Regions from separate parts of the Homo sapiens genome. Here all the other regions are linked to region 1. A link is a contact called in ENCODE Hi-C or POLR2A ChIA-PET data. All regions are on one chromosome and are shown on one strand. The core of a region is the stretch at or near the end of the contact, and the rest is flanking DNA. Distances in the headings are between cores, read along the strand shown. Region 1 has its middle 63 kb from the start of WAPL-DT. Region 2 overlaps WAPL (WAPL cohesin release factor). Region 3 has its middle 47 kb from the start of GRID1.

Region 1 (3,312 bases), core at 107-2,606:
TCCCCGCCCACTGTCCATCTCCTCTAGTGTGTAGTGGTGGCCCTATCCCCTTTTGGCACAGCTGGGGCCCCCTTTCTGTTCTCCATCTGAATCCAGGCCTGAGGCATCTCTGCTCCCTGGCATCACCCTGTAATAGACACATCCTTCCTAGGAACACAGGATCCTCTCCTCCCTTCCCCATGCCCCAGGGCTGCTCCTCTGCTCCCAGGCCAACTGCACTCCTTCTCTGGAACACAGCTCTTATCTATCTCCCAGAACAAGGAAGTTTCATCCTGTAACTAAGTCTTGCCAATCCGAGGAAAAGGCTTGAGGGTAGGAATGGTTCAGAGAAGAAAAACTAGGCCATCCTCTGAGATCAGGAGTCCTGAGGTCCCAGGAGGATCAGAGCAGCCTTGTAACAGTCTAGTGCAACTCCTTTGACTTACTAATGGGGAAACTGAGGCCCAGAAAAGGGTGGGACATGCCCACGGCCACACAGTGAGAAAGTGTCAGGCAGGACTGGGATGGAGGTCTTCTCATGCCAGACCCTATGTGCTTCACCCTGACTCCCTCTGCTAAGACCCAATCAAAGGCTGGCTGTTCCTATGCATTGCATAGATGCAGTACTTTTAAGTTTTTGCCACAGACCAGCCTGTGAGGATAAAATGGATCAGACATGCCCCTTGCCTCCAGCAGTGTTGTTCTCTAAGGAATAATAATACAAACTAGGACTGGGCGGGGTGGCTCATGCCTGTAATCCCAGAACTTTGGGAGTCCGAGGTGAGAGGATTGCTTGAGCCCAGGAGTTCAAGACCAGCCTGGGCAACATAGGGATACCTCTGTCTCTACAAAAAAAAAGGACAGGGAGAGAAACCGCATGAGCCTCAAGCAGATACCGCAATACATGGAGCCCACAAAGGCACTGGCTGTGTTTCTCTGCCATTTCAACCCCATTTGGACCTTAGTTGTGGCATGCAGGAGGGCCCTGCCAGGACGGTGACCCCTTACTCGCCTTCAACCCCTGCTGTAAGTAGCCCCCAGCAGGGTGTGGGGCAGAAGAGCCCTCCCCGGAGAGCTCAGTACTGCAATTCTGCCACTGGGTGGCACTGTGGTGCCTCAGGAGGGGGACCACGCCTAAAGGAAACTGCCCAGAGAAGGGGTGGCACGGGAAAAGCGTCACTTGGGCCCTCCTGTGCTGGGCAAGTTGCTTTCCATCTAGGGTTACAAAGAGGTACATGAAATAGGTCCTGCCTTCCAGGAGCCCACAGTGGAACAGTCACATGGACAACAAATTAATTGTTCCAATAATAGATGTAATTAGTTGCTCCAATAGAAGCACAAGAACAACCGGTTCCCGCTGAGGGGCCCGGGGAGGAGGCAGCAATTGAGTCTTGATGTTAGAGTGCTCAGCAGGCCATTCTAGTTCAGGCTGTCTCTCACAGTGCAGGCTCTCAGGGCACTGCGCACTTGGTTTGGGTGGGAGGTAGGGGTGGGGTGTGCCCAGGGAGGTTTGGCCCAGTCCATAGGACAGCGACCTGTAGGGAGCTGGGGGCTGGAAGCCTCTGTCAGCCACCTTCCCCAGCCAGCAGCAGGCTGAGCCTCTGAGGCCAGGGCCTTTGGTGTGGCTATCCTGGGTTGCTCTGTCTCCATTAAAGCACTTAGCTAAGGGACATGGAGGAGAGACACTGGTGTTAGGACAACCAGAACACTGGGAAGTCTTCCAGTGCCAAAGAAAGACAACTGGCCTCCTGTCCTCTTGCTGTGCCTTCTGGCCTCAAGTCCACATGACCTTGGCCTGGGTACGGCAGCCCTCAGGGCTCAGTGACTACATCTGTAAAAAGGGTCTTCTGTCTAAACAAATATATTGAGAAATGAAAAAGTTTAAAGGACCTCTTTTGACTGACCTGAAGGCACACCCTGTGTCCTGCAGGTGTGGGGGACACCTGGGAGAGAAGGACTCTCCTCTGCCGGCTTCAGGTTGTGGCTGGGCCCAGTGGAAAGCCAGAATACATCTCTGTCCTTGGAACACAATTCATCCTCCACAGCTTCTGTAAAATCTGATGGGCTGAGCTTTGCAGCAGGGAAGTGATTTAATACCTAGTAGATACATTTTCATTAAATTTTTGAAGATGGAGCAAAGCCTCTAGTTTTCAAATTTTCTGTGCAGAAGTTAACCCATTATGGTGTTGAAACCCACATCCGCACCGTAAAACTAAAATCTTCTTCTCAAAACAAAGCACAATATATCACCCTGTAATAGACACATCCTTCCTAGGAACACAGGATCCTCTCCTCCCTTCCCCGTGCCCCAGGGCTGCTCCTCTGCTCCCAGGGCTGCTCCTCTGCTCCCAGGCCAACTGCACTCCTTCTCTGGAACACAGCTCTTATCTATCTCCCAGAACAAGGAAGTTTCATCCTGTAACTAAGTCAATCCAACTAAGGAGATGGATTGACTGAGGTTTGCAACTAGGGGCTTCAAGCTTGCCCAGGAGATGAGCAAAGGGTTGGCCGGACCGTTGCTCGCACACCCATCACCAGTAGGGTGCACCTCTTTTCTCCTCCCAGGTCCTCACTGGTGAGGCTGCAAGCCAGGGCTGGGTGTGGCATTTCAAGCAGATACTCTGCACCTCCTTTTGTCATTTACAAGTGATGCTGGTGACAGGTGATTGGGTGTTTGGAAGGCACACAGGGTCTCATGGATCTGAGGGTTTGCTACAGACGGGGAAACTCCTCACATTCCCTCCACCAGTGTCCCACCCCAGAGCTAGGCTTGCCCACCATGGCTGGGGATCCAGGTTACCTTTTAGAGGGATTGCTCCCCTCCAGCCGACCGCCACTCCAGAGGAGGCCTGAGGGGCTTTCCTCCCACCTATATTTAAATAGCACGCACAACCTTTCCATTGAAATCGTGCACAAACTGGAGCTTTCCAAAGACACTTTTATTTACACATTTTACTGCTAAACAACAGAAATTTTATGTAATTATGTATTTGAATACTGATGAGAGGAGGGAAGGAGGATGGCCAGAGGGGAGCTGATGGGGATTAAGGGAGATAAAGATAAAGCCCTTTCTGTCCCCTGCCTTTGCCCCAACTACTTCTTTTTTCTTTTCTTTTCTATATAATTTTTCTAATTTTTTTCTAATTTTTTTACTAAATAAAAAATTAGTACTCCAATGGAAAAATGAGCAAAAGATGTGAAAAATACAATTCACAAAGACTAAGAATGCCCACTGTTAGTGAGGTGAAACTGGCCCTCACCTTCTGTGACTGGACAAGTACTTTTATACGATCTTTCAATTGACGGTAGTTTCAAAATTCTTGAATGTGCATA
Region 2 (2,927 bases), core at 359-2,858, 140 kb after region 1:
AGAATTTGTAACCAATTAAAAATGTGGTATAGGCTGGGCGCAGTGACTCACGCCTATAATCCCAGCACTTTGGGAGGCTGAGGCAAGTGGATCACTTGAGGTCAGGAGTTCAAGACCAGCCTGACCAATATGGTGAAACCTCATCTCTACTAAAAATACAAAAGTTAGCCAGGCATGGTGGCATGCACCTGTAATCCCAGCTACTCAGGAGGCTGAGAGGCAGGAGAATCACTTGAACTGAGGAGGTGGAAGTTGCGGTGAGCCGAAGTGGCATGTCACTGCACTCCAGCCTGGACAACAGAGCAAGACTCTGTCTCCAAAAAAAAAAAAAGGTGGTATAATTTCTCTGTAGATCAGTAAGAGGTACACTGCTTAGAATGCATTCTTACTTTATTTTGCTGATTTTTTTTCGACTGTTATAATCACTCCTTAAGCATTGTTACCAAAAAGCAGAGACAAAGGCACATTTGTTCTATTAATGAAATTGGGTGCAGTGGCTTACGCCTGTAATCCCAGCACTTTGGGAGACTGAGGTGGGGAGGATCACTTGAGTCCAGGAGTTCAAGACCAGCCTGGGCAACATAGTGAGCTCCCATCTCTATTAAAAAAAAAAAAAAGTCAAGAATCCAGGCCCATCACATCCACTTCGTGTCCTCTAGTATTTATTTACTCGTCTGATCTGTGTCCAGAACTTTGACCTTATGGACCACAGAAAACTGGAAGTCCTTTGTCACCTGTTCCCTTACCCAGTCTGGAAAGTGGCAAAGTAGCCGAGCATGGGAAATTGTGAATGAGAGTGTTTCTTTGAGCCATTTAAAGTCATTTTTTATTATCCTCTTTTGTTCTCTATTATGTGTGATTGAATGTTGACTATAGATAAGAGGTAGTTAATCCCTAGGCTTTTCTTCTTAGACTCAGAATACTCCGTTTTGACTAGCCTTGAAGTTTTAGTTTATTTAAAATACAAAATTAAATGTGAAACTAGTGATAGATTATCATTACTTATCAGTAACAGTAATAGTAAATGGTAGTAGTAATTTACTATCAATAGTTGATAATAGACTGCTTTTAGTCTCCAGATACCATTTAGAGATTTCATTTAATGCAAAAAACATTTGAAAATGTTTGGCACCTACCGCTTTGATCCCATTGACAACATTTATTTTTCTGCTAAATGAAGCATTTCTTGGCCGGGCAAGGTAGCTCACACCTATAATCCCAGCACTTTGGGAGGCCAAGGTGGGTGGATTGTTTGAGCTCAGGAGTTTGAGACCAGCATGGGCAACATAGTGAGATCCTGTCTGTACAAAAAATAAAACAGTTGGTTGAGTGTGGTGGTGCATGCTCATAGTACCAGCTGCTCGGGACGCTGAAGTGAGAGGATTGCTTGCACCCAGGAGTTTGAAGTTGTCGTGAGCCGTGATTACAGTACTGTGCTCCAGCCTGGGCAACAGAGTGAGACCCTGTCTCAAAAACGTTTAAAAAAAGTATTCTTTTTTTCTGTTCAGTAGACTTGTTTTTAAACTTTTTATTTCAAAATAGTTATAGACTCACAGGAAGTTACAAAAATAGTACAAAGAATCCCTCCCATTTACCCTTTACCTAACTTCCTCAAATGGTGACATCTTATATAACTGTAGTACTATAGCAAAACCAAGAAATTGACATTAGTACATTACTGTTAACTGCACTTTAGACCTTATTCAGTTTCACCATTTTCATCTGCATTCATTTATGTTTGTGTGTAACATATGTACCTCTGTTCAGTTTTATTACGTGTATAGATTCATGTACTCACCACTACATTGAGATATAGAACCGTCACCATAAAAGAATTCCCTTTTGCTGCTCACTGTACAGCCTACCTGCCCTCCCTGTCTCCTAGCTACCACCAACGTGTTTTCTATCTTTTTCCATCTCTTGTTTTATTTTTTTCTATCATTCTAGTCTCTTTCTTTTAAAAATTGACTTTTCTTCAAATGGAACCTAGAAATGAATAAAAACTTACCGTCAGTCGCCTCAGGAGCTGTGTTTGAAGGCACAGATGATAGATCTGCATTATCCACATAATAGGGGTTCATTTGCAGAAGCCATCCCCACACCCTCAGAGATCCCTGTTTGTGAGTTGTTTCAGGGATAGTCTCAAATTTTCCTACTGTGTCTAATTGACCTGGGAATATCACTTCCAGTATTCCTCTTTTGCACTTAGTGTTATAGAAGCCTCTTGTCCTTCAGGGTATCATCCTATATCTTCTCTGTCTTTCTTTTATCTGCTATGGTTTATGGTTTGTCATTTTTAAATCAGTTTAAAGTTTTTGTTTTTCAATTGTAATACCTTTTGGGTGATGGGTTCTGTTACTCATTTTAGAAAATTGTGCTGCCTTGTACTCACATCAGTTACCTTAAAGTGTCAAGAAATGGCTCTTAATTCTGTTATTCAAAGATAGAGTGGAAAAATCCATGTTCAGATTTATATCGTTTATGCTACTGATAACGTTGGCCTGAATCCAGTAATTTTCAAATTACGTATCTTTTCGATAATGTTGTATAAATGGAATCTTACAGGTAGTTCTGATTACTGACATGAACTTTCCTCTTTCTAGCTGTTCTTTTCTTACCTATTTATGGATCTGTTTATTTTTTAAAAACCAAACATAATTCACATACGTAGTGGGGGAAAAAAAGTCAGATCCAGAAAGGTTTAAACTCCACAGATCTATTTCCTAAAACGTTACCATTTGTAATAGTTTTGTGTTTGTCCTGAGAAATTAGTGTTTATGCATATATCAAAATAAATGTGCAGGCCAGACATGGTGGCTCATGCCTGTAATCTGTAATCCCAGCACTTGGGGAGGCTGAGGCAGGCAGATTGCTTGAGCCCAGGAGTTTGAGCCTGGCCTGGGCAACATGGCAAAATTATGTTTCTA
Region 3 (2,986 bases), core at 349-2,848, 170 kb after region 1:
GTCAATGGAAAAGTCAAGAAAGAGCAGTATAAGCATATTGTTTAAAAATATGGAGTTGGCCGGGCTGGTGGCTCACACCTGTAATTCCAGCACTTTAGGAGGCCGAGGCAGGAGGATCACGAGGTCAGGAGATCGAGACCATCCTGGCTAACACGGTGAAACCCCGTCTCTACTAAAAATACAAAAAATTAGCCGGGCGTGGTGGCGGGCACCTGTAGTCCCAGCTACTCTGGAGGCTGAGGCAGGAGAATGGCGTGAACCCGGGAGGTGGAGCTTGCAGTGAGCCGAGATTGTGCCACTGCACTCCAGCCTGGGCAACAGAGCGAGACTCCAACTTGAAAAAAAAAAAATGGAGTTAAGGCCGGGCGCGGTGGCTCATGACTGTAATCCTAGCACTTTGGGAGGCCAAGGCAGGTGGATCACAAGATCAGGAGTTCGAGAGCAGCCTGACCAACATGGTGAAACCCCGTCTCTACTAAAAATACAAAAATTAGCCAGCTGTGGTGGCGGGCGCCTGTAATCCCAGCTACTCAGGTGGCTGAGGCAGGAGAATTGCTTGAAGAGAGGCAGAGGTTGCAGTAAGCTGAGATCACACCAATGCACTCCAGCCTGGGCAACAGAGCGAGACTCCGACTCAAAAATAAAATAAAATAAAATAAAAATAATGATAATAATAAAATAAAAATATGGAGTTAAATCAACTGGCAGAAAAAAAGCAGGTGCCAGGGCTGGAAGTGGGTGCTTCCCAGGAACAGAGCTCAATGGGGAACTGCAGAGCTAGGGGACCATTATTTTTAATTGTAAGCATTTTCACTGTAAAACGTTTGATTTTTAAAGATAAGCACACTTATTACTTCGATAGAGATAAAACTCAAGCCATAAAAGGAAAGTGAGGGGCCAGGCACAGTGGCTTGTGTCTAAAATCCCAGAGGCTAGGGTGGCTGAGGCAGGAGGAGCACTTGAGGCTAAGAGTTTGAGACAAACCTGGGTAGGATAGCAAGACCCTGTCTCTTCAAAAAATAATTTAAAAAAGATTTAATCAGGCATGGTGGCATGATCCTGTAGTCCCAACTTCTTTGGAGGCTGAGGAAGGAGGACTGCTCGAGCCCAGGAGGTTGAGGTTGCAGTGAGCCATGACTGTGCCACTGCACTCCAGCCTGGGTGACAGAACGAGACCCCAGCTCCTTTTTTTTTTTTTTTTGAGACGGGGTCTCGCTGCGATGCCCAGGCTGGAGTGCAATGGCGCCATCTTGGCTCACTGCAACCTCCGCCTCCTGGGATCAAGCGATTCTCCTGCCTCAGCCTCCCGAGTAGCTGGGATTACAGGCACACGTCACCATGCCCGGCTAATTTTTGTATTTTTAGTAGAAACAGGGTTTCACCATGTTGGCCAGGCTGGGCTCAAACTCCTGACCTTGGGTGATCCGCCCACCTCGGCCTCCCAAAATGCTGGGATTACAGGTGTGAGCCACTGCACCCGGCGGAGACCCCAACTCTTAAAAAAAAAAAAGAAAAAAATAAAGTGAGTGGCAGCTGGGACTGGCTTTGGGGTGGAAACCACATCCTGAGTTGAACCTTTAGACCATGGAGAAGTTTCTGAGGCACTTAAGCACGAATTTTTGCATGATTGGTCATGTGATGCATCACATAATTTTTGGTAACTAAACTGAAATAATAAAAAGTAAATTTGCAGGGTTTCAGTACTATAGTTGTCAGTACTGTACTTACATAGCACCCCATGGAAAATAAAACAAGACAAACCAAATATTACATAAGCACATATTGCTACTCTAACTTCTTCTGTTTTATGTTACTGTCATCCAAGGAGAAAATTTAAGCATAGCTTTCATAAAAATAGCTCGCCTGCACTGAACATGCGCTGTATATATGCCAGAGTCTGCAGAAACCACATCCTGCATTTAACCTTTGGATCACTGAACAGTTTCTGAAATGGTAAGCATGAATTACTGCACAATCCACCATGTCCAGACAGAAATAGTTAAAGTGGACTAATATTAAATATAGCATTTATTTTTAGGGTTGTAAGAGTGACGCAGAGAACCCATACACAAGAGAAACTAAAATGGAGTAAAGCAAACCATCTTACTTCAGCACCTGTTACTGTTCCAACGACTGCCTGATCACACCTCTCCAGCCCCGGATGATGTTCTGAGGAATGTTTTTAATTTTAATTGTGAACATTTACTGAGCACTTAGAATGTGCCTGGCAGTCTTCAATTATTTATTTATTTATTTAGAGACGGAGTCTGGCTTTGTCGCCCAGGCTGGAGTGCAGTGGTGTGATCTTGGTTCACTGCAGCCTCTGCTTCCCGGGTTCAAGCAATTCTCATGTTTCAGCCTCTTGAGTAGAGTAGCTGGGATTACAGGTGCCCACAACTATGCCTGGCTAATTTTTGTATTTCTAGTAGAGACGGGGTTTCTCCATGTTGGTCAGGCTGGTCTCGAACTCCAGACCTCAAGTGATCTGCCTGCCTCTGCCTCCCAAAGTGCTGGGATTACAGTTTGTGAGCCACCGTGCCTGGACTGTCTTCAATTTTTAGATACTTACAGAAGAGTTTATGTTTCAATTTTGGGTTTCCAGGTCTATGCATCAAGAGTTCATAATGTGTGAACAGACAAACTCTTACCTAATTTTCAAGGCAGTGTGAAGTTTGTAAAGAAACAACAGGTTTACTCTGGACACTGCCTGGAAGTGTATGAATTGTTTATAGCGGAGCATGTAGGTGTCTCATACACAGCAAATTAACATGATGGCATTTTAATCAAATCTTCTTCTATCTGGTCAAATGATGAGTACGGTGATATAATGTACTAAGGGTGAGCCACAGGTGTATACAGCTTGGCATGGGGAAAAAAAAGAACAACCAACCTCTTTACAAGGAACAGTGCCAGGTGCAGACAGCCCACAAAGGCCTGATTTCCTTTTTTTTTTTTTTTTAAGACAGAGTCTTGCTCTGTCACCCAG

What was found. Hi-C counts contacts between places; a loop is a spot of excess contacts on that map. ChIA-PET counts read pairs that join two places held with the same protein, here RNA polymerase II (POLR2A). Pooled maps may share reads with other maps.
Region 2: a map of HepG2 shows a loop between it and region 1 (4-fold over the local background). The contact joins two enhancer-like sites. A Hi-C loop is called at or near these places in 2 of 168 maps with a recorded cell type or tissue (HepG2 and naive thymus-derived CD4-positive, alpha-beta T cell) and 7 of 50 pooled maps. POLR2A ChIA-PET finds 5 or more read pairs at or near these places in 2 of 52 experiments (Caco-2 and activated T-cell).
Region 3: a loop to region 1 is called in a pooled map, with 4 times the contacts of the local background. The contact joins two enhancer-like sites. A Hi-C loop is called at or near these places in 61 of 168 maps with a recorded cell type or tissue (B cell, CD14-positive monocyte, CD4-positive, alpha-beta T cell and 42 more), 34 of 37 single-sample maps with no recorded cell type and 33 of 50 pooled maps. POLR2A ChIA-PET finds 5 or more read pairs at or near these places in 31 of 52 experiments (A549, AG04450, CD4-positive, alpha-beta T cell and 24 more).

The regions. Positions count from the first base shown.
Region 1 is chr10:86,583,400-86,586,711 of GRCh38, reverse strand. No RefSeq gene overlaps it. Among named protein-coding and RNA genes, the nearest start is that of WAPL-DT, 63 kb to the right of the region's middle. RefSeq lists enhancers at 1,180-1,239, 1,481-1,982. Within about 2 kb of position 1,356, at least 5 of the 41 ENCODE cell types and tissues checked have a DNase peak (open chromatin) inside an H3K27ac peak, as active enhancers do.
Region 2 is chr10:86,448,797-86,451,723 of GRCh38, reverse strand. All of the region lies in intron 15 of WAPL (WAPL cohesin release factor), which reads left to right. Among named protein-coding and RNA genes, the nearest start is that of WAPL, 72 kb to the left of the region's middle. Within about 2 kb of position 1,608, at least 2 of the 41 ENCODE cell types and tissues checked have a DNase peak (open chromatin) inside an H3K27ac peak, as active enhancers do.
Region 3 is chr10:86,412,228-86,415,213 of GRCh38, reverse strand. No RefSeq gene overlaps it. Among named protein-coding and RNA genes, the nearest start is that of GRID1, 47 kb to the right of the region's middle. RefSeq lists enhancers at 1,089-1,138, 2,139-2,488. Within about 2 kb of position 1,598, at least 5 of the 41 ENCODE cell types and tissues checked have a DNase peak (open chromatin) inside an H3K27ac peak, as active enhancers do.